Linked DNA regions of Homo sapiens: region 1 is linked to region 2. A link is a loop called in an ENCODE intact Hi-C map of the cell type or tissue named here. Cell type or tissue: chondrocyte. All regions are shown on one strand. Links, peaks and the distances in the headings refer to the core of each region. The heading gives the core; the rest is flanking DNA.

Evidence for each region. Peaks named below come from ENCODE experiments on the same cell type or tissue, not always from the same donor. Only the 100,000 strongest peaks of a DNase experiment are listed, where the experiment ranks them.
Region 1: a loop joins it to region 2, with 1.8 times the contacts of the local background. A loop is called at or near these places in 3 of 110 quality-filtered maps.

Annotation. Positions count from the first base shown.
Region 1 is chr2:54,624,899-54,634,410 of GRCh38, forward strand. It overlaps SPTBN1 (spectrin beta, non-erythrocytic 1), which reads left to right. Exons shown (of 36, transcript NM_003128.3): 11 at 1-64; 12 at 1,034-1,336; 13 at 3,199-3,352; 14 at 4,035-4,905; 15 at 4,994-5,131; 16 at 5,957-6,713; 17 at 7,668-7,870. Among named protein-coding and RNA genes, the nearest start is that of SPTBN1-AS2, 50 kb to the right of the region's middle. RefSeq lists enhancers at 4,228-4,826, 5,056-5,105 and a silencer at 5,296-5,355. In chondrocyte, for the core only: no CTCF peak of the experiment used is centred there; DNase peaks (open chromatin) are centred at 4,335 and 4,649.
Region 2 is chr2:54,201,057-54,212,358 of GRCh38, forward strand. All of the region lies in intron 3 of ACYP2 (acylphosphatase 2), which reads left to right. Among named protein-coding and RNA genes, the nearest start is that of TSPYL6, 50 kb to the right of the region's middle. In chondrocyte, for the core only: CTCF peaks have their summits at 5,697 (motif pointing right) and 5,896; no DNase peak of the experiment used is centred there.

The DNA of each region.
Region 1 (9,512 bases), core at 1,513-9,512, 420 kb after region 2:
ATTTGATCGCAAGGCAGCTATGAGGGAGACTTGGCTGAGCGAAAACCAGCGTCTGGTGTCTCAGGTTCTGCTCTTGACATTATTAAAAAGACTGTTGCTAGGGTAATCTAGAAACACAGACCATCCCCAGGGGCATAGGGCCAGAGGACAGCTGCTTATCGACATTCATTATTCTGGAGGAACGTCAGGTCACCTTGGCCCCTTCCCATTAAGAGGATGTTTATAATTTCTAATATACATTTCTATTTATCTAACTTTTCATAGATTTGGAAGCAGCTCAAGCAGAGTTTGTTTTAGAGCCATTGAGTGTGTGTGAACTGTTCACATTTATAAGTTTTAACAGTTTCTCTCTTTTCTTTAATCTTTGACCAACTAATCCTACGAGGCAGTTAGACTGGTTGTGAAATAAACAAAAATGGCTTGCTTTTCCACCTGGCTTGACATAAGCTATCACCTGCTCTAGCTTTTCAGTAAGGTACTAGATACGAACTGGGCCCTTCTGCAAAATGAGCAGTTACTAGTTTGCTTTGAGGAGGGCATCTAAGCTCAAGGCAGAGACCAGTGGGGTGGGGGACTCAGGAGTCAGATTTGGCTTTAAGACCACCAGGGATTAATGTGTGCTCAAGATTTCATGTCTGTTCTTTTTCCTTTTTTGGAGGGGGGGTGGCGCGGGAAATAGGTTTTTTGGTTTTGTTTTTGTTTTGTTTTTGAGGCAGAGTTTCACTCTTGTCATTCAGGCTGGAGTGCAGTGGCGCAATCTCGGCTCACTGCAACCTCTGCTTCCCAGGTTCAAGCGATTTTCCTGCCTTAGCCTACCAAGTAGCTGGCATTACAGGCACGTGCCACCACGCCCGGCTAATTTTTGTATTTTTAGTAGAGACAGGGTTTCACAATGTTGGCCAGGCTAGTCTCGAACTCCTGACCTCAAGTGATCTGCCCGCCTCGGCCTCCCAAAGTGCTGGGATTACAAGCATGAGCTACTGTGCCCGGGTGGATTTTTTATTTTCCTTCTTTTCATTCCGTTTCTCTGTAGGACAACTTTGGGTTTGACCTTCCTGCAGTTGAGGCCGCCACAAAAAAGCACGAGGCCATTGAGACAGACATTGCCGCATACGAGGAGCGTGTGCAGGCTGTGGTAGCCGTGGCCAGGGAGCTCGAGGCCGAGAATTACCACGACATCAAGCGCATCACAGCGAGGAAGGACAATGTCATCCGGCTCTGGGAATACCTACTGGAACTGCTCAGGGCCCGGAGACAGCGGCTCGAGATGAACCTGGGGCTGCAGAAGATATTCCAGGAAATGCTCTACATTATGGACTGGATGGATGAAATGAAGGTAAAACCTGACCGAAAGGAAGGACGACAGAGCTGATCCAACCAGGGCTCTCTTTTCTGTGACTCATTCACTAAACCCCTACGTACAGCTGTGTGCCTTGTCTAACTGCCCACATGTACAGCTAGAGAGGAGCCACATCACCCATGGGAAGATTGCTAGCTCAGGAATTAAATGAGACGTGAAGTGTGAAAAAGTTGTAGAGACCAGTTCAGTAGCCAGAGCTCTGTTTCTGTGACTTAGATATATTCCAGTGTAGGGAATCAATCACATTGTGGTTTTCTTTATTTTTAAGTTTTCAGGGTTAAACTAACTTACCGTTTCATTGATCTGTGAGTGAGTGGTACTACTTTGGGCAGGGGTCCCGGAGAGGTGGTATGGGGAGAAGGGAGGAGTGGTAGGTGCCATGGACAGAGGAGAGGTCAGGAACCAGGCAGCCAGAGTTCTGATTGTGAGTGCCTGAGTTGCCTAATCCTCTTTGAGCCCTCTTTCTTGGTCTTTAAATGGAGATTGTACTTACTATCTACCTCATCCAATTATTGCAAGGATGGAATGCGGTAGTATGTGCACAGATCATGGGATGGGCTGGATGGCAGTGGCTGGTCATGCCATTTATTGACTGCTCTTAGCATAGAGTTCCAACCTTTCCCCCTTCCCAGGAAGAGACCTGCTATCATGCCATGGCCCTGTACCTGTTCATGTCCTCCAATGCAGGCCATGGAATGCTCAGCCATGCCAAGCAGTTCTCCAGCTGGGAGGCCTTTAGCCTTGTAGACAGAAGAAAATAGGACAGTTTTCAGACAGTCCCATGAAGCTTCCTTTGTCTCAGCACGCTGTGTTCCCAAGCTTGACCTTATGCAAGAGATTCCCTTCCCAGGATATAAGCTGTCATCTGTTGCCTACCTCTTGGACTGTTCCTGACAGAGGGGCAAAGTCATCTGATACCATCAGTTTTCCCTCCTATTGTTCCAGATTTACAGTGTTCTTAGGTCTGGTCTCTCTTGACCTCTCAAAATAGAAATGTTCGTAAAATGTAGCAGAGAGGGACTTTTCATTTTATAAATCATGATGCACATTGTAACTCAGTTGGTCCAGAGACTTCCTCAGAAGTAAGAGTGAAGTAGAAATCTCATCTGGCGAGGATGTAGAATGAGGCCCCCAAATTTCGCTGGTTGATGGAAGAAACAAGAAAATATCAGTGGGTTCAAACTTAAACTCTAGAAGTTGCTTGGGGTCTACTAAGCAAGACAGCCACCTGACCCTGCTCTCCTTATTGGTTTAAAGATGTGGCTTGTAAGCTTTTCAAGTAGATTGTTTTCCCATTGATTGTGTAAGTACAGTAGAGGCATACCAATAAGCTCCTAACAGAGGAAAAACATTCACTTACAGGCTCAGCAACTTCTAAAAGATTTCTTTCAACTTTGAAGTGACCAAGTCTATCACCTTTATTTATTTATTTTTGAGTAGTTGTTGCAGCGGTTTCTTCTTGAAGCTCCAGTTTATATTTTGGAATCTTTCATACAGCACCCCCGCCCACGCTCCCCACTGCCCCCTCCCCCCCACCCTGGCCCCGCTGGCCCTCACCATCTTTTTCTTCTATTCTGCACTTTTTAGTGTAGATTTGACTTACTTATTCCAAGTTTGGTGATCCTTAGTTTGTGATAGCTCTCCTGACTCAGGCCTTCAGGTATGATTTGTTTTGTTCTGGTTTGTTGGCCATCATCTTCCCCTGAAGGTGTGGGGTCCATGGCAGACTAGAGGGAAGGCATAGCTTCATTGCTGGCTCTCTGCTTGTCGAAAGATGATGTGATGCTGAAGTCAAGGCTATAGTCACAGATGTCCTTTTGGTTGCTTCTTGTGCACAGGTGCTAGTATTGTCTCAAGACTATGGCAAACACTTACTTGGTGTGGAAGACCTGTTACAGAAGCACACCCTGGTTGAAGCAGACATTGGCATCCAGGCAGAGCGGGTGAGAGGTGTCAATGCCTCCGCCCAGAAGTTCGCAACAGACGGGGAAGGTAAGGATGGCCCATTCCAAGCATTACCTCCGGGTCACCAGAGATTCATATTTATAGAAACACAGTGGGGCTTTTGAAGTTACTGTGCCACTATACATTCCTGGTGGGTTTGTCATGGGAGCATGAAATACGGTGGAGTGGCCTTCTGAACACTAACTCCATCTTGTTTTTCTGGAATTGATACATCCTTTCCTTAAATACGCAAATGCTGCCTTTGCTTTGAGTGGCTTGGTGTTTGGCAGTGAGACTTTGTCATACCTCAGTCTCTCTGGCCATGCACCGACACCCTGGTGTGGCTGTTCCAGCAGCTCCTGGCTTTCACAGCTGGTTGCATATACCTCTCTTTGGAGGATGTTTAGAATGATTTGGTTATGCTTCGTGTATTTCTAGAAACAATTATATGCAGCTGCCTTTTTCATATGATTCAAGTGCTTTCTTGCAGGAGGATGATCACTTTGTCTGCGGTTTGGCCAAAAAAAAATAATGTTTATCATTGCCCTCACTCCTGTTCTAGTCAAGTTGTTAGAAGGTGCTCCATTGCCTTATCGCATGGCCCTGCATTTACATTTAGCAGTGAGCTGGTAATCATAAGAATATGGGGTGTAGCTTACTGCCTGCCAGTGAGCCTGCACCCATGCTGAGCTCCCTCACACAGCCACGTTCCTTCCTTGATGTTAAACAGGTTACAAGCCCTGTGACCCCCAGGTGATCCGAGACCGCGTGGCCCACATGGAGTTCTGTTATCAAGAGCTTTGCCAGCTGGCGGCTGAGCGCAGGGCCCGTCTGGAAGAGTCCCGCCGCCTCTGGAAGTTCTTCTGGGAGATGGCAGAAGAGGAAGGCTGGATACGGGAGAAGGAGAAGATCCTGTCCTCGGACGATTACGGGAAAGACCTGACCAGCGTCATGCGCCTGCTCAGCAAGCACCGGGCGTTCGAGGACGAGATGAGCGGCCGCAGTGGCCACTTTGAGCAGGCCATCAAGGAAGGCGAAGACATGATCGCGGAGGAGCACTTCGGGTCGGAGAAGATCCGTGAGAGGATCATTTACATCCGGGAGCAGTGGGCCAACCTAGAGCAGCTCTCGGCCATTCGGAAGAAGCGCCTGGAGGAGGCCTCCCTGCTGCACCAGTTCCAGGCAGATGCTGATGACATTGATGCCTGGATGCTGGACATCCTCAAGATTGTCTCCAGCAGCGACGTGGGCCACGATGAGTATTCCACACAGTCTCTGGTCAAGAAACACAAGGACGTGGCGGAAGAGATCGCCAATTACAGGCCCACCCTTGACACGCTGCACGAACAAGCCAGCGCCCTCCCCCAGGAGCATGCCGAGTCTCCAGACGTGAGGGGCAGGCTGTCGGGCATCGAGGAGCGGTATAAGGAGGTGGCAGAGCTGACGCGGCTGCGGAAGCAGGCACTCCAGGACACTCTGGCCCTGTACAAGATGTTCAGCGAGGCTGATGCCTGTGAGCTCTGGATCGACGAGAAGGAGCAGTGGCTCAACAACATGCAGATCCCAGAGAAGCTGGAGGATCTGGAGGTCATCCAGCACAGGTGAGCGGGGCGCTGGTCAGCCACTGGCCTGTTCCTTGTGACCACCAGTGGCCCAGGAGGTGACCACCCTGTCAAATTGCCATTTCAGATTTGAGAGCCTAGAACCAGAAATGAACAACCAGGCTTCCCGGGTTGCAGTGGTGAACCAGATTGCACGCCAGCTGATGCACAGCGGCCACCCAAGTGAGAAGGAAATCAAAGCCCAGCAGGACAAACTCAACACAAGGTGAGCACGTGGCCAGCAGTGTGCCAGCCTCCCACGTGTGGGACTGGGGAGGGTGAGGTCACTCATCGAGCTTTGCTGTTGGGAATTTCCCACATGGGGTCATCGACATTGCAACACTGATGTCATGGCATTGGCACCTGCCTTTTGACATGTCCTTGTTTTGTAAGAAGTGTCTCTCAGGGCAACATCATTGGTTGCAGGAGGATTATCTGAGTCAGCCCAGCATCTGCCCCTCGCCACACCAAAGTTAGGGCCTTGGTTTGACCTGTGTCCAGTGTAGAAGGTATTAAGATGACACCTGTGCTATCCATTTTATAGTAACTTCAGGAACAGGACTCTAGCATGTTTAACACTTAATTTGCCAATGAAAGTCCTGATTGTCAGGGCAGACCTTTGTTCCAGTCTTATCTTTCTGTTGAGTAAACATGTTTGAGTAGGTTATGGCACCTGGCCCCAGTTTTGAAGGTTACCATCAGTCTTAGATTTGGAAAACGTTCATTAGGTAGAGTTCAGAGATGTGTAAAATGTGTCACAGACATGAATTAATTGACTCTGGGAATGGATATCTTGTAATTGCTCACATTGGAGCTCTGTAACACATTCCTCTTCGTGACAGGCTTTTTCCAGATTACATTGCATCCCTGAGCTATTTCCATTATATTTGGTGTTCACAGTTTGAGTGAGATGATTTTCCAAAAAAGCATGTAGTCAAAGCACAGATGGAGAAAACAGATAAGCAGCATTAACCCATCACTGTTCCTTTTGCAATCCAGCCATGGTCAGTCTTCCCTTTTTCACACTCGCTGTCTGCCCCTGCACTCACAGGTGGAGCCAGTTCAGAGAACTGGTTGACAGGAAGAAGGATGCCCTCCTGTCTGCCCTGAGCATCCAGAACTACCACCTCGAGTGCAATGAAACCAAATCCTGGATTCGGGAAAAGACCAAGGTCATCGAGTCCACCCAGGACCTGGGCAATGACCTGGCTGGCGTCATGGCCCTGCAGCGCAAGCTGACCGGCATGGAGCGGGACTTGGTGGCCATTGAGGCAAAGCTGAGTGACCTGCAGAAGGAGGCGGAGAAGCTGGAGTCCGAGCACCCCGACCAGGCCCAGGCCATCCTGTCTCGGCTGGCCGAGATCAGCGACGTGTGGGAGGAGATGAAGACCACCCTGAAAAACCGAGAGGCCTCCCTGGGAGAGGCCAGCAAGCTGCAGCAGTTCCTACGGGACTTGGACGACTTCCAGTCCTGGCTCTCTAGGACCCAGACAGCGATCGCCTCGGAGGACATGCCAAACACCCTGACCGAGGCTGAGAAGCTGCTCACGCAGCACGAGAACATCAAGAACGAGATCGACAACTACGAGGAGGACTACCAGAAGATGAGGGACATGGGCGAGATGGTCACCCAGGGGCAGACCGATGCCCAGTACATGTTTCTGCGGCAGCGGCTGCAGGCCCTGGACACTGGATGGAACGAGCTCCACAAGATGTGGGAGAACAGACAAAATCTCCTATCCCAGTCACATGCCTACCAGCAGTTCCTCAGAGACACGAAGCAAGCCGAAGCCTTTCTTAACAACCAGGTAAGGTTTGTTCCTGCCTTTGCTTCCTTTCGGTGAAAGCAGCCCTGGCTGCCTTTTGAAATGTTTTGGCTGGGGCAGCTGGTTTAAACCACACCTGTATGGAATTATATGGATAATTTAGAGACTGATTTTTTTTTCCCCATACTCTTAAGGCATTGAAATCCATCACGTTGTAGGGGACAGGAATTGAAAGTTGCCATAAGAGCTGCTTTGCCTTACAAAGTACTGTTTGATTTCAACTGCCATTGAGGATCTCTTATGTGTTCATAGTATGTCTTCATAATTGAGGTATTGATCCAATTTAAAAGATACAGTGAGGGCCAGGCATGATGACTCACTCCTGTAATCCCAGCTCTTGGGGAGGCTGGGACAGGAGAATCACTTGAGCCCAGCAGGTCAAGGGTGAAGTTAGCCGTGATCGTGCCACTGCACTCCAGCCTGGTGGCAGGGTGAGACCCTGTCTCTTAAAAAAAAAAAAAAAAAAAAAGTACGGTGAGGATTTTTTTTTTTCTTGAGACCAGTCTGTCTTCTTGCTCTAGAAGGGTCAGGGACTTCACCTGAGGACACAAAGTAGAGATTAGAGAAATAAAAACAGCTGAGGATAGTCACCAACTTCAGGGCTGTTACTGTCTCAAAGAGAGAGTATGAAGGGTACATTGCTGTTGCCTTGATAGGCACGTGAGAGGACCCTTGAGGCTGATACACAAAGCTTTGGTTCCTTTCCTCACTCTCTTTGGAAAAAAAAATTTAGAGCATTAACCCCTGAGGGAAATTCGGTCAGTTACAGTGTCCCACTGGGTTTTTTTCCTCCTAACTTTTAATTTGATGTGATTTAATTATTTCATGTAAGTGTAATGAAGAAAGTGTTGTGAACTATGTTGCACGGAAATGTAGAACACAGGAAAATGAGATCCTTCATTGATCTGCTATGATTTGTTCCTCTTTTTAAATAAGGAGTATGTTCTGGCTCACACTGAAATGCCTACCACCTTGGAAGGAGCTGAAGCAGCAATTAAAAAGCAAGAGGACTTCATGACCACCATGGACGCCAATGAGGAGAAGATCAATGCTGTGGTGGAGACTGGCCGGAGGCTGGTGAGCGATGGGAACATCAACTCAGATCGCATCCAGGAGAAGGTGGACTCTATTGATGACAGGTACAGTTTTCTGAGGTTCTTAAGGGAGCCTTGCACCTTGGGGCTCTCAAACTTCTGAATCATTGGCCAGAAGCCCTTGGGAGTTTAGGTATAAATTTCCCAGTGGGCAGAATATGGGTGCCCAGCAGAAGTTCATCTACCCATACAGAAAATTAGTGAGCTGTGCATGACTGCCTGAGAATGTGGGTCTGGTGAGACATGTACAAGTGTCCACAAAAGGAAAGAAAGCCTGAGAAGCCAAGCTAATTCTTAACCGAGGACCTGTAAGAGCCGTAGTGCTGCATCGCGATCAGGTGTAAGCCATGCCCTTTGAGGATTAACACACGCTTGTGTCACCTGATAGGACCCCTGGCGCCAGGTATTCCCAGCCAAGCCCGTGTTCCCCTTCATCCATGAGAAAGAAGCCTGTCAGGAGAGTGGGAAGGGAGGGTGAAGCTTGCTTGTTCTGAGTACCTGGCAAAGCTACAAAGGAACATTACCTGGACTTTTTTAGAAAATTGGCTTGGATAGTGCTGTAATAGGATCTTTTTCATGATGGAGAGGTAAATAAGAGCAAAGGTTATTTTCCTCTTCTGCCAGGGCATCTCCAGGATTGGATACACTTTCTTCATTTCTTGTTTAAAATTATTTTTTTATTTACGTGTGTGTGTGTGTGTGCGTGTGTGTGTCTGTCTGTCTGTCTGAAAGATTTCCTCCCCGGCTGGAGGCCAGTGGACTCTGTTTGACCCTAACTCTTTGACTCACTCCTTACTCTTGCCTTGCCCCGGTTACTTAAGTTGGAGGTTGGGGCAGATCAGGGGTTGGATGCACTAGCACAGGCCAGTCTGGGCCAGCCACTGGATCAATCACTAGCCCCTGTTCCAGTTTGGGTTGAATTTAAGGGCTTGCTGTGAGACTGATGTAATCAAAAAACAAGCCCTTCCTTTCTGCCTCTCTTCTGGCCTTCAAGTGTGTTGGAAAGGAAAAATATTCCTTTGCTTACCACATCTGAGAGGGTTTCCTGGGACCCCTGGTCAGGTTGACTTAAAATAAGATGGGTGGAGAGGGGATTACTCTGTTTCCAATAAAGATTGAGCTCCTGTCTTTACCACTTCCAATCTTTTTTTCTGAGCTGATTCCCAGGCTGAACTATATGTTCTAGGGTGGTATTGTGGAATAGAGAATAACTTATGTTAATTATAATTTTGTATCTGTTGCTTTTAAAACAGCTGCAAAAAAGAAAAATAAATCCACCAAACCCTCCTTAAATGAGCATGAGAAACAGCAATTGGGCAAAGCATTCATAACCTAGGGAAAAAGAATTTCCTTTTTTTGTAATATTAACTCTGAGTATTTTGTAAATAAGATATCCTATGTACTTCCATGTTAGATGCACACAGCTGGTTTCCTGCAGGCGGGCTTGGCTGTTAGGGATGTGTGCATTCAGGCAGGCATGCAGCTGCCTTGCTGCTTCCTCGGTTTCTTTTTATGTCCCCAGTGCTGCAACTGCACAAAGCTGTTGGAAGCAGATGATGCTGTCTAGACTCCTGGATATGATAAAACGTTTCAGCAGCAGCAGCCCTCAGTTGTGGCTTAACCTTCATTTTGCCCTTGACCAAGAGCCTGGGCTACTGGTGTTCCAGAGCTTCCTTAGGATTCCTCA
Region 2 (11,302 bases), core at 1,921-9,920:
GAAATGTCTATCCAGATTCTTTGCCCATTAAAAAATTTGGGTTCTCTCTCTCTTTTTTTTTTTTTTTGAGACAGAGTCTCGCTCTGTCGCCCAGGCTGGAGTGCAGAGGCGCAATCTCGGCTCACTGCAAGCTCCGCCTCCTGGGTTCACGCCATTCTCCTGCCTCAGCTTCCCGAGTAGCAGGGACCATAGGCGCCCGCCACCACGCCCGACTAATTTTTTGTATTTTTAGTAGAGATGGGGTTTCACCATGTTAGCCAGGATGGTCTCAATCTCCTGACCTCGTGATCCACCTACCTTGGCCTCCCAAAGTGCTGAGATTACAGGCGTGAGCCACCACGCCTGGCTGGTTCTCTTTGTTTTAATTGTCGAATAGTAAGAGTTCTTTATATATTTTGAATACTAGAACCTTATCAGATATAGAATTTGCAAATATTTTCTCCCATTCTGTAGGCTGTTTTTTCACTTTCTTGGTCTTGTCTTTCGAAGCACAAAAGTTTTAAAATTGGATGATAGCCAGCTTCTTTTTCTTTCTTTCTCTTTCTTTCTTTCTTTCTTTCTTTCTTTGTTTCTTTCTTTCTCTTTCTTTCTTTCTTTCTTTCTTTCTTTCTTTCTTTCTTTCTTTCTCTCTCTCTCTCTCTCTTTTTTCTTTTCTTTTCTTTCTTCTTTTTTTGAGACAGTCTTACTCTGTCACCCAGGCTGGAGTACAGTGGCACAGTCTCAGTCACCGCAACCTCCACCTTCCAGGTTCAAGCAATTCTCCTGCCTCATCCTCCCAAGTAGCTTGGATTACAGGTGTGCGCCCCCACGCCTGGCTAATTTTGTATTTTTAGTAGAGACAGGGTTTCTCCATGTTGGTCAAGCTGGTCTTAAACTCCTGACCTGAGGTGATCCGCTTGCCTCGACCTCCCAAAGTGCTGGGATTACAGGCATGAGCCACTGTGCCTGGCCCACTTATTTTTCTTCTAAGTTTCTGCTTAAAGCCCTGACGTTTAGGTATTCGATTCATCTTGAGTTAACTTTTGCATACAGTGTAAGGTAGAGGTCCAATTTCATTGTTTTGCGATTGGCTATCCAGTTGTTCCAGTCACCCAGGCTGGTGCAGATCGTGCAGTGGCACGATCTCAGCTCACTCTCCGCCTCCCAGGTTCAAGCAGTTCTCCTGCCTTGGCATCCCAAGTAGCTGGGACTACAGGTGCGTGTCACCATGACCGGCTAATTTTTGTATTTTCAGTAGAGACGGAGTTTCACCATGCTGGCCAGGCTGGTCAAACTCCTGATCTCAGGTGATCTACCTGCCTCGGCCTCCCAAAGTGCTGGGATTACAGGCATGAGCCACTGTGCCTGGCTTTTTTTTTTTTTTTTTTCTGAGATGGAATCTTGCTCTGTCTCCCAGTCTGGAGTGCAATGGCTCGATCTCACCTCGCTGCAACCTCTGCCTCCCGGGTTCAAGCAATTCTCCTGCCTTAGCCTCCCAAGTAGCTGGGATTACTGGTGCCCACCAATACGCCTGGCTAATTTTTGTATTTTAAGTAGAGACAGGGTTTTGCCATGTTGGCCGGGTTGGTTTCGAACTCCTGACCTCAGGTGATCCATCTGCCTCAGTCTCCCAAAGTGCTGGGATTACAGGTGTGAGCCACGGCGCCTGGCTTTTTTTTTTTTTTTTTTTTTTTTTTTTTTTTTTTTTTTTTGAGATGAGTCTTGCTATGTTGCCCACGCTGGCCTTGAACTTTTGGGCTCAAGTGATCCTTCCAAGGAGCTAGGATTACAGGTGAACACCACTGTGCCTGGCTCAGACAGTCTTGATTACTGTAGTTTTATAGTAAGTTTTCAAATTGAAAAGAGTGAGTCCTCCAACTTTAGACTTCTTTTTAGATTGTTACGGCTATTCGTGTTGCCTTGCAAATCCATATGAATTTTAGGATCAGCTTGTTTATTTCTGCAAAAAAGGCTGTTGGAATTTTGATAGGTATTTTATTGACACTATAGATCAACTTTGGGAGTATTGCTATCTTAACAGTATTAAGTCTTCCACTTCATAAGCTTGGGATTGTCTTTTTATTTATTTAGATCTTTTTAAATTTCTTCCAACAATGTTTTGTAGTTTCAGTTTATAGTCTTGCACTTCTTTTGTTAAATTTATTCCTAAATATTTATTCTTCTTGAAGATACTGTAAATGGAATTATTTGCTTAATTTTATTTTAAGATTGTTTATTGATAATGTATAGGAAAACAATTTATTTTTGTATTTGATCCTGCACCCTGCATACTTGTTGAACCTGTTTACTACTTCTAACAGGTTTTTGGTGGAGTCCTCAGAATCATCTATATATAAGATCATGTCATATGCAAATAGAGATAGTTTTACTTCTTCCTTTCTAATATGAATGACTTTTATTTCTTTTTCTTGCCTAATTGCTCTGGCTAGAGTTCCAGTAATTGATGAATAGAAGTGGCAAGAGTAGACATTCTTGTCTTGTTATTGATTGTAGGGGAAAAATAATTTGTTCTTTTATAATCATGTTAGCTGTGGGTTTCTTGTAGATGCCCTTTCTCAAGTGGAGAAAGCTTCTATTACTAAATTGTTGAGTGGTTTTTCTCATGAAAGGGTGCTAGATTTTGTTAAGTGCTTTTTCTGCATCTGTTAAATTGGCCAGTTGGTTTGTTTTTCCTTTTTCTACTAATATGGTATATTACCTTGATTGCTTATCATATGTCAAAACTGGAATACTCTTCTAATACCCCCTTTTTTTTTTCAAAAAGGATAAGTGGTGATTTACTTTCTGAATGCTTATAAATATAAAATTTCTTCCAATCACCTTATAGATTATATTAAGCTTGTCCAACCCACGGCCCAGGATAGTTTTGAATGCAGTCCAGCACAAATTCACAAATTCATAAACTGTCTTAAAACATTATGAGGTTTTTGTTGTTGTTGTTGTTATTGTTGTTTTTAAGACGGAGTCTCGCTCTGTCACCCCGGCTGGAGTGCAGTGGCACGATCTCGGCTCACTGCGACCTCTGCCTCCCACGTTGAAGTGATTCACCTGTCTCAGCCTCCTGAGTAGCTGGGACTACAGGCATGTGCCACCATGCCCAGCTAAATTTTTTTTGTATTTTTAGTAGAGACGGAATTTCACCATATTGGCCAGGCTGGTCTCGAACTCCTGACCTCATGTTCCGCCCACCTCGGCCAAAGTGCTGGGATTACTGGCATGAGCCACTGCGCCCGGCCATGGGATTTTTTTTTTTTTATGATTTTTTTTTTCAGCTCATCAGCTGTCAGTAATATTAGTGTATTTTATGTGTGGCCCAACGCAATTTTTCTTCTTCCAGTGTGGCCCAGGGAAGCCAAAAGATTGGACACCCCTGGATTATATCTTGCCTGGACACAAGATTCTTGGAATGCAGTCCTTTTTTCTTAAAAGTTTATATACTTATTCTAGGTTCCAGTGTGGCATATGAAAGGTCCGATGCCAGTTGTCATTATTTTGCTTTTATAAGTAAATATCCTGTTCTTGCTGTCTTGAAGCCTAAAAGACTTGTTCTTTCTAGTTGGAGTTTAAAACTTCACCATAAAAATGTGAAGAATGTGTCTTTTATTTCCCTTATAACTGCCTGGCATTCGGTGAGCTCCTTTGATCTAAAAAACTCAATTCTTTCTTCACTTCAGGGTTTTCCTATTTGATTATTGCTTCTGCTCTTTTCTCTCTTGCTGGAAATGCTATTTGCTTATTAGGCCTCCTGAATCTGTCCTGTATGCCTGTTATATTTTCACCACTGATTGACATTTCATTATTTCTGCTTTGTGATGTGATAGTTCCTTTGCTTCATATTCCAGTTTACTAGTTTGGTTTTTAATACCAGCCATTCATTTTACATCCTTTTGGAACTTAAGCCCCAGAGTTCATGTTTCTCATAGGCACCTTCTCCTTGAGTTTTCGTAGTTATTCTCCTTGTGTATCCCCTTAAACATTCTTATTACATTTTTATTGTTTCTTCCATTAATTTGGCTTTTGTAAAAGTTGCCTATCTCTCCATTCTGGTTTCCCTCCTTTGAATTGCTAAGTCCCTTAAATGTCTACAAAGTTTCTTTGCTTTGTTAGGTCAGGGAGTATGTATTCTCAAGCACCTGCATAGGCATGGTGGGTAAAGTCTGTGAGGCCATGGTGGATATTGCCAGTAACCCATGGGAGCTGGTCTAAAAAATTCTGAGACAGCATCTGGGCCTAGAGAGGGAACCACCAGAAAAAGCAGTCAGCATCTGAGATGATGCCCGGAGAGAAGCAGATAGACCATCTGCAAGGAAGAGAAGGCTTGGTTTCTTAGAGGGTGACCTACTGTTTTCTGTTCTTGTCCTTGGTTTCTCACAAAACCTTTGCATATCCTCTTATGACATCAGTATACATTCTCCTCTCCCCGCCTACTCCTATTATACATCTACCCTTCACCTCTTTGAGATGGCTTGAGTTGATCTGTCTTCCCAGATGAGGCAGCAGTCACATCCTGTTGCTGTGAGGTATTTTCAGCTCTTCCACAAAGGGCCTAGATGGTAAAGACCCATCTCTTCAAAATTCTTTCTATAGTGACTTAGATTTACCTTCCCAAGTATCTCCTTTTTACCAATGTCTTCCAAATATTTTCATTCCTTTATAAATCCCTTTTCTGAAATACTCCTCCCCTCTACCCCTCTGAAGTTCAACTTTCTTCTCAGAGCCTTTAGTCTACACAGATTTACCAGAGTGTTTGCATAATTGGGTCAGGATATTCATCTGCAGCTAATTTTGCACTTTTAATGTGATACAAGCTTTGGTTTAGGGTTAATTTGTATCAATAATTATGAATAATGTACTTATCAAACATAAATTCCTTTTTTGAGTGTATATATTTCCTGGATATTTATGGCCATGTTCTCTTTAATAATTCCTATATTTATCATTCTAATTTACTTCTATTGCCTAGTCCAAGGATCATTCTGCCTAGTACTGATTCTGCCTAGTACTGATGCATTCTTTTGAGAAGGAATAAAGTTACTGCATTATTTTAATGTAAGCTTGCTTTTTGATGGGGCATGCACACTGCCTCCTCACCCTCTTATACCTGAAACTTTCCATATTTTTGTTAATTCCCCTGTCCTTGAAGACATTTGGATTTTAAGTTTGGGGCCTTGGGCTCAGTATATCGTTGTAATTTATTTGTTTGCAAATAATTTTCTTAAATATTCATAATGAATGACATTGTGCATTAGAGGCAGATACCATGAATTGTAATTTAGATCTGTTATTTACCACCATTGCTGGTCGTGCTTGGAAAACTACTTTGAATTATTCTCCTATCCACTTAAAATTTATTTTCAAGTCCTGTGATTCTAAAATGCTTTTATTCAGATTATGTTATCATATGTTCTTGTTTAATTAGGTTGCCTGTCACTTTGCTAAAGGTCTAATTAGAAACGATATCTCTATTGTGTTTGATTCAGAATGAATGTACTAAAAGGCACTTTGAAAATAAGATAATGTCCTCGATGATGATATCCTTTATTTATGCCAGGTGCCTATTAGTATTTTGTAAACTCTCCATTTCACTTTAGCTCAATCTAATCCTCTTTGTGATTTTTTTCCATAATTGTAGAGTAAATAAAATTCACCTACTGGCTCCAAAATGTAATTTAGAAATGCAAACTAAATGTTCCCCTGTAGGGGGTGCAATCTGTTTTAAACTCTCAATATGTGTAATGAAAGCTATAAACCATAGAGGGAACTTTCGTGGGTTCCATCCATATTGTTCGGGGCAGGCTTTTTGAGTGATTTGAAAACTTTGTAAATTTGATGGTAGCCAATGTTTTTCTCAAGTTATAAAATTTACATAATATTAGGATGAATGCAGTACATTTATTTTTTTGTTATGATTTGGGGCATTGTATTAGAGTTCTCTAGAGAAGCAGAACCAATTGTGTGTGTGTGTATATGTGTGCATGTACATGTATATATATGTATATATGTAGAGGGAAAGTATGTGTCTGTATATATGTTTATATAGATATCTATATATAGATATATAGGTATATATATGCCTATATCTCAAGTTATTATATGTACATATATACAACATGTATATGTGTGTGTGTGTGTGTGTGTGTGTGTGTGTGTATAAAGAGAATGTGAGGAAATGGCTCATGCAATTATGATGGTGGGCAAGTTGGAATTTGTAGGGAAGGCTGGCAGGCTAGAAATTCAAGTAAGAGTTGATATTGTAGTCTTGATTCTGAAGCCTGGAAATGGTTAGAACTTCTATGTTGTAGTCTGGAGGCAGAATTTCCTCTCTCAGAAGCCTCAGTCTTTGTTCTTTAAGTTCTTCAATTGGTTGGGTGACACCCACCCACATTATGGAGGGTAATTTGCTTTACTTAAATTCAACTGATTGTAAATGTTAATCATATCTACAAAATACTTTTACAGCAACTTCTAGACTAAAATTTGACCAAACAATTAAGCACCATAGTCTAGCCAAGTTGACACATAAAATGTAACATCACAGGCCTCTTGCATATGTTATTGTCAGTAAGCCAAATTAAAGATAATGGTAGCTAGCATTTTTACTAACTTGGATTCAATATTTAGTGCAACTCTGCAGTAATAAAGATGTGAATTATACTGTAGCACTCCAAAATTGAGTGAATAGGACATGAAACAAAAGCCATGAACCATGATTCTTATCAGTTTGGATTTTTTCCAGAACATTTTTTGAGTCGGTCTTCTGCAATGGTATTGTTCTAGTTTGTTCTTTGAAACTCAGCTTTCAAGTTCTGTGTGTGCATTCAATATTGGGCAATTTTGAACGCATACTTAGAAGAGCGGCCAAAATGTAGATTAGAGAGAGAAGGTCAAACAACTTCTCATCCTGTGCAATTTCTGCAATCCTAAGCCTGTTATAACACAGAGTGTTCCAGGACCTCCCACAGATCCATGAAATGTATTCTCTGGGTTATGGTCTGCATGTGATTTGCTGTTCCTTGATGTCAAGCTTGCTGTTCATCTGACCCTCAAGATCCAGTCAGAGTCTTCAGTCACACTCACCCTCTAATTTTTTTGTATGTGTGTCACCAAGTTTTTGTCTTCTGTAATTCAGTTCACACTAAAAAAAAAAAAACTTTTTATTTCCCCCCTATATCCCTAAAGTGGTTCTTCCTCTTTCCCTCCCCTCTTCTTCCCTCTGTCTCTCTGATTTCTCAGTTTGATCCTGATGTGAATAACATACTACCCTTAGTCTTACATTTCTAATTTTTACTTTCTGTGGGAAACTTCCATCTATGTTTTTCTTTTTTCTTTTTTAAATCCTTAGCATAGTAAATGGAGGTTTGTTGTGTGGGTGTGGGAGCCGGGGGTGCAGGGGGTGGGATGTTTCTTTTTAATTGTTAGAGCTTGATCTCTACATGACTTTCCATTAGCTTGGAATCATGTGACTCCCAGGGTTGGGCAGGAAATTAGCTTTTGTCCAGAAGAGCAGGATACAACAAAAATTATTTTCTTAGCTCCAAAGGCCTCTTTGCTGCAGAAGCCCAAATTGAAAGAGTGGCTTAGTGATTCACTTAAGTCATTAGACAGCCTGCTGATAAGAATTAGTTTAGATTTTGAAAAAAAAGGGAGACTTTTTTTTTTCAGGGCTAAGTATAGGTCTCAGTTATAGAGAAAAGTAAGAGGAAAAATTGTCATATGCATACAGTATTACATAATATTCTATGTCATAAATCAAATTTTATGGGAGTAGGCATTTGTTGCATTGTGTCCTCATACCCAATTGTGTGATTGTGTGTGTGTGTGCATATATGTTCATTGAGGCAATTTGTAATAGAAAGTTTATTGGATTTTACTTTGATTTCTCCTTTATTAAAGTATTGAGGAAATGACAAAAACAATTCTTTGCTTTTACTTTTTTTTTTTGGCAAGCTCCACTTTTAAAACTGTTTATTTTTACAGATGTATTTCATCAGTTCTTAAGAATGAAGCTAGGAATGTTTGCTGGCTTCTCAGTTAGTACCACCCAGAAACTGAAAAAAATCTGTTTTCTTAAAATATGACATTGGGGGGAAGTAGAGAAACTTTTCATTTTTGTGACCTATTGGATTTAAAAAAATATATTTAAATAATGCATTTTTAATATTGCTGTTTAATGTACTGCTTATCTTAATTCCATATTGCTTTCTGACTCTTGGTTGTTGTACTTATTATTTTATAGTTAATAATTGTAATGGAAGGGGGATAAAAGTTCATGTTTTATTTTCTCTGGAAAATTTGAATACCCTGTCCATCCTAGAATTGTTTCTTATTCAGAGAGCCTCCTCCAGGTAAGTCTCCAAGAATTTTGACACTTAATAATCAAGTGTGACTCTCTGATCAGTCAACAAGTACACTTCTTATAAGGTATGTCTTAAAATAACAATATTAAGACATTGTTTGGACTCATTTTCTTTGGACCAGACTAGAATAAGCTGAGTGAGAAAATGACCTGGAATGGTTCATTCCTTCATTTCGCAAACATTTATTACGCTTCTCAGTTGTAACAGGTGTTGGCACCGTCCTATCTCTTCAGAAACTGACAGTTCAGTTTGAGACAAAAAATGAAAGCATTTACAATTCAGTATAGAGACTGTTAAAAAAGGGGTTCCTTTTCCTGATTGCATCCCACCATTTCTGGCCATCTTCACTCTATTCCTGCCATGTTGAGCTTTGAAGTTGAGGAATAAAGCAGAAGCAAGGATGGAAAAAAACTTACTTTGCAATCAATAAATAAAATTTAAATCAAGGCCGGCGCAGTGGCTCACACCTGTAATCCCAGCACTGTGGGAGGCTGAGGCTGGCGGATCGCTTGAGGCCAGGAGTTCAAGACCAGCCTGGCCAACATGGCGAAACCCCGTCTCTACTAAAAATACAAAAATTAGCTGGGCATGGTGGCGGGCACTTGTAATCCCAGATATTCCGGAGGCTGAGGCAGGAGAATTGCTTGAACCTGGGAGGCAAAGGTTGCAGTGAGCTGAGATTGCGCCCCTGTACTCCAGCCTGGGTGACAAGAATGAGACTGTGTCTCAAAAAAAAAAAAAAAAAAAAAAAAAAATTAACAGAGAACCATGGTACTACATTCCTTTTCTCTTAAATCCTTGATAAAACTAATGTATATCATAAAGCAGAGTTCCCCAAGTTGAGAAATAGATCCCATCCTCTTTTAGAAAAATAAAATCCCTGGACTTCCAATGTTGACTGAAATTGCTTTTATTATGTTACTTACATTACTTATATTGTTTATTACATTACTTAATATATACAAACATATAATTTTTGTGCTTATAACTCTATACAAATAAAACTAAAACAATAAATATAAATAGAATTACAAAACCATTACATTCAAATGAGCGGTGTTATAATTCACTTCCAATATGTTTTAGTGGGATGGGTGACTCTGCTTTGTTGAAATAGTTGTTGATTTAGGGGATTATAGTAGAAAGATGTTGCCACAAGTCTAGTTCTATGGTTCATCTGTTTCTGTATTTGAATTTTGATAATACATATCTAACAAATACCTATTTGCACAAGTATTGTAAGTACTTATGAGTATTGTTTATTCAAAACAGTATTAATAATTTTCAGTCTCTAATTGGAAATTAGGCTCATTAAGTCTTTTTTTTTCAGTAAAACTCTGCCAGTGAATAGTCTTGGAATAGCAGATTAAAGATGTATCACTTGGTAACTCTTTAAAGCTCCATTACTTGAGAGTAAAGTTAGCCTGATTGACATCTTCATTAAATAGGCATCTGATGCAATTGCTGCTAGGCCCAGGAATAGAAAAAAAATTTTTTTGCATACTTATGACCATACTTATTTCCAATAAATTGATATGAGTTGGTATAAGCAAAGATGGCACTGGTCTCTTTCACCTCTCTGCTTATTTGGACCATAGGGCCTTCCTTCTGGCCGTACAGATTTCCCTGAAGTCAACTGATGTAAACTCAATTGTACATACAAACGACTGCACAAAGATCTCATGAAGTACTCAGTTGCATGGGGTCATCTGAAAGACGCAGACTATCTTTAAATTTCTTTTTATAGATTATCATAAAAATTAAAACAGAAATATTTTTTAAAACATCAATAATTTGAAGACCTTTAATAATAGATTCATAAATTTTTGTTTTAGAAATACTGTTAGAGTTTCCTGATGGCAAAAAATGAATAAATACTTTGGGCTCCAAAACCAAATTTCTATGCATTTAAACATGCAAATAGTTTTTCAATTCTAAAGCCACTTAAAGTATAGCATTACAGTGATATTTAACTAATATGAAATATGCATTTTATGTAAGTTTGATGTGTGTTTTATTTTAAGAGAAAAACCTAACTGCTGTTAGTTCTTGCTCTGCTAATCCCATCTACTTGGTATCCTGATCTACCTAGTTTGGTTTAAAGTATGATTGGGAAGCTCAGCTTTGGTGTCTTTTATATCCAGTCCTGGCTATGGTTAGTGTTGTCAGTTCTATGTTTGAGCATATAATTTTTATTTTATTTTACTTTGGAAACTATGATGTTCAAATCTTCATGTATTACTGGTTATATTTAATTTGAATATTTCAATATTAGAAGAAGTGATTTGTTTACCAAACTCTAGACTCACCAGTGTTTCAAATATCTAAATGATGTCTACCATTTCTTTGTCTATGTATTGCATTACAGTGCAACTTTAAGGCTCATTATTTCATCTTTAATTGACCAGCAGGGTAAGACATAATCAGTGCTTGAAAGTGCAAATAGAGCAAACTTGTATGCTTCATGATGCCAGGAACTCTGCTTTCTTTCTGTCTCTCTCTCTCTCTCTTTTTTTCTGACTTATTTCTAGCTAATTTATTTCGGGCAGGATTTCAACCAGGGGCTGATTGTAAGCTCCACTCACTGCCTGCCATAGTGCTTGGCACATAGTAGGTGTTCACTGTAGATGAATGAAGGGATAAACAAATGAAGAATGAATGACTGGTATACTAGTAGTGGTGATGGCGTGGCAGTGTTAGTTTTTTAGCAGAGGCAAATTTTGGATTTTTTTTAAAAATCTGAAGCTGGAGAGTTTTATCTCACTGATCTTCATATTGCCCAAGCTTTTATTTATTTTGGGGGATGCAAAGTCTTTTAGAAAATTTGCTAATTTCATTGACTAATACACACAGGGTGAGGATGATCTTTGGAAAATCAAGTGGATGGATTGCCTTTCACATTGTAGTAAATAATTGTCATAGATTACATATCAAATTGCACATAG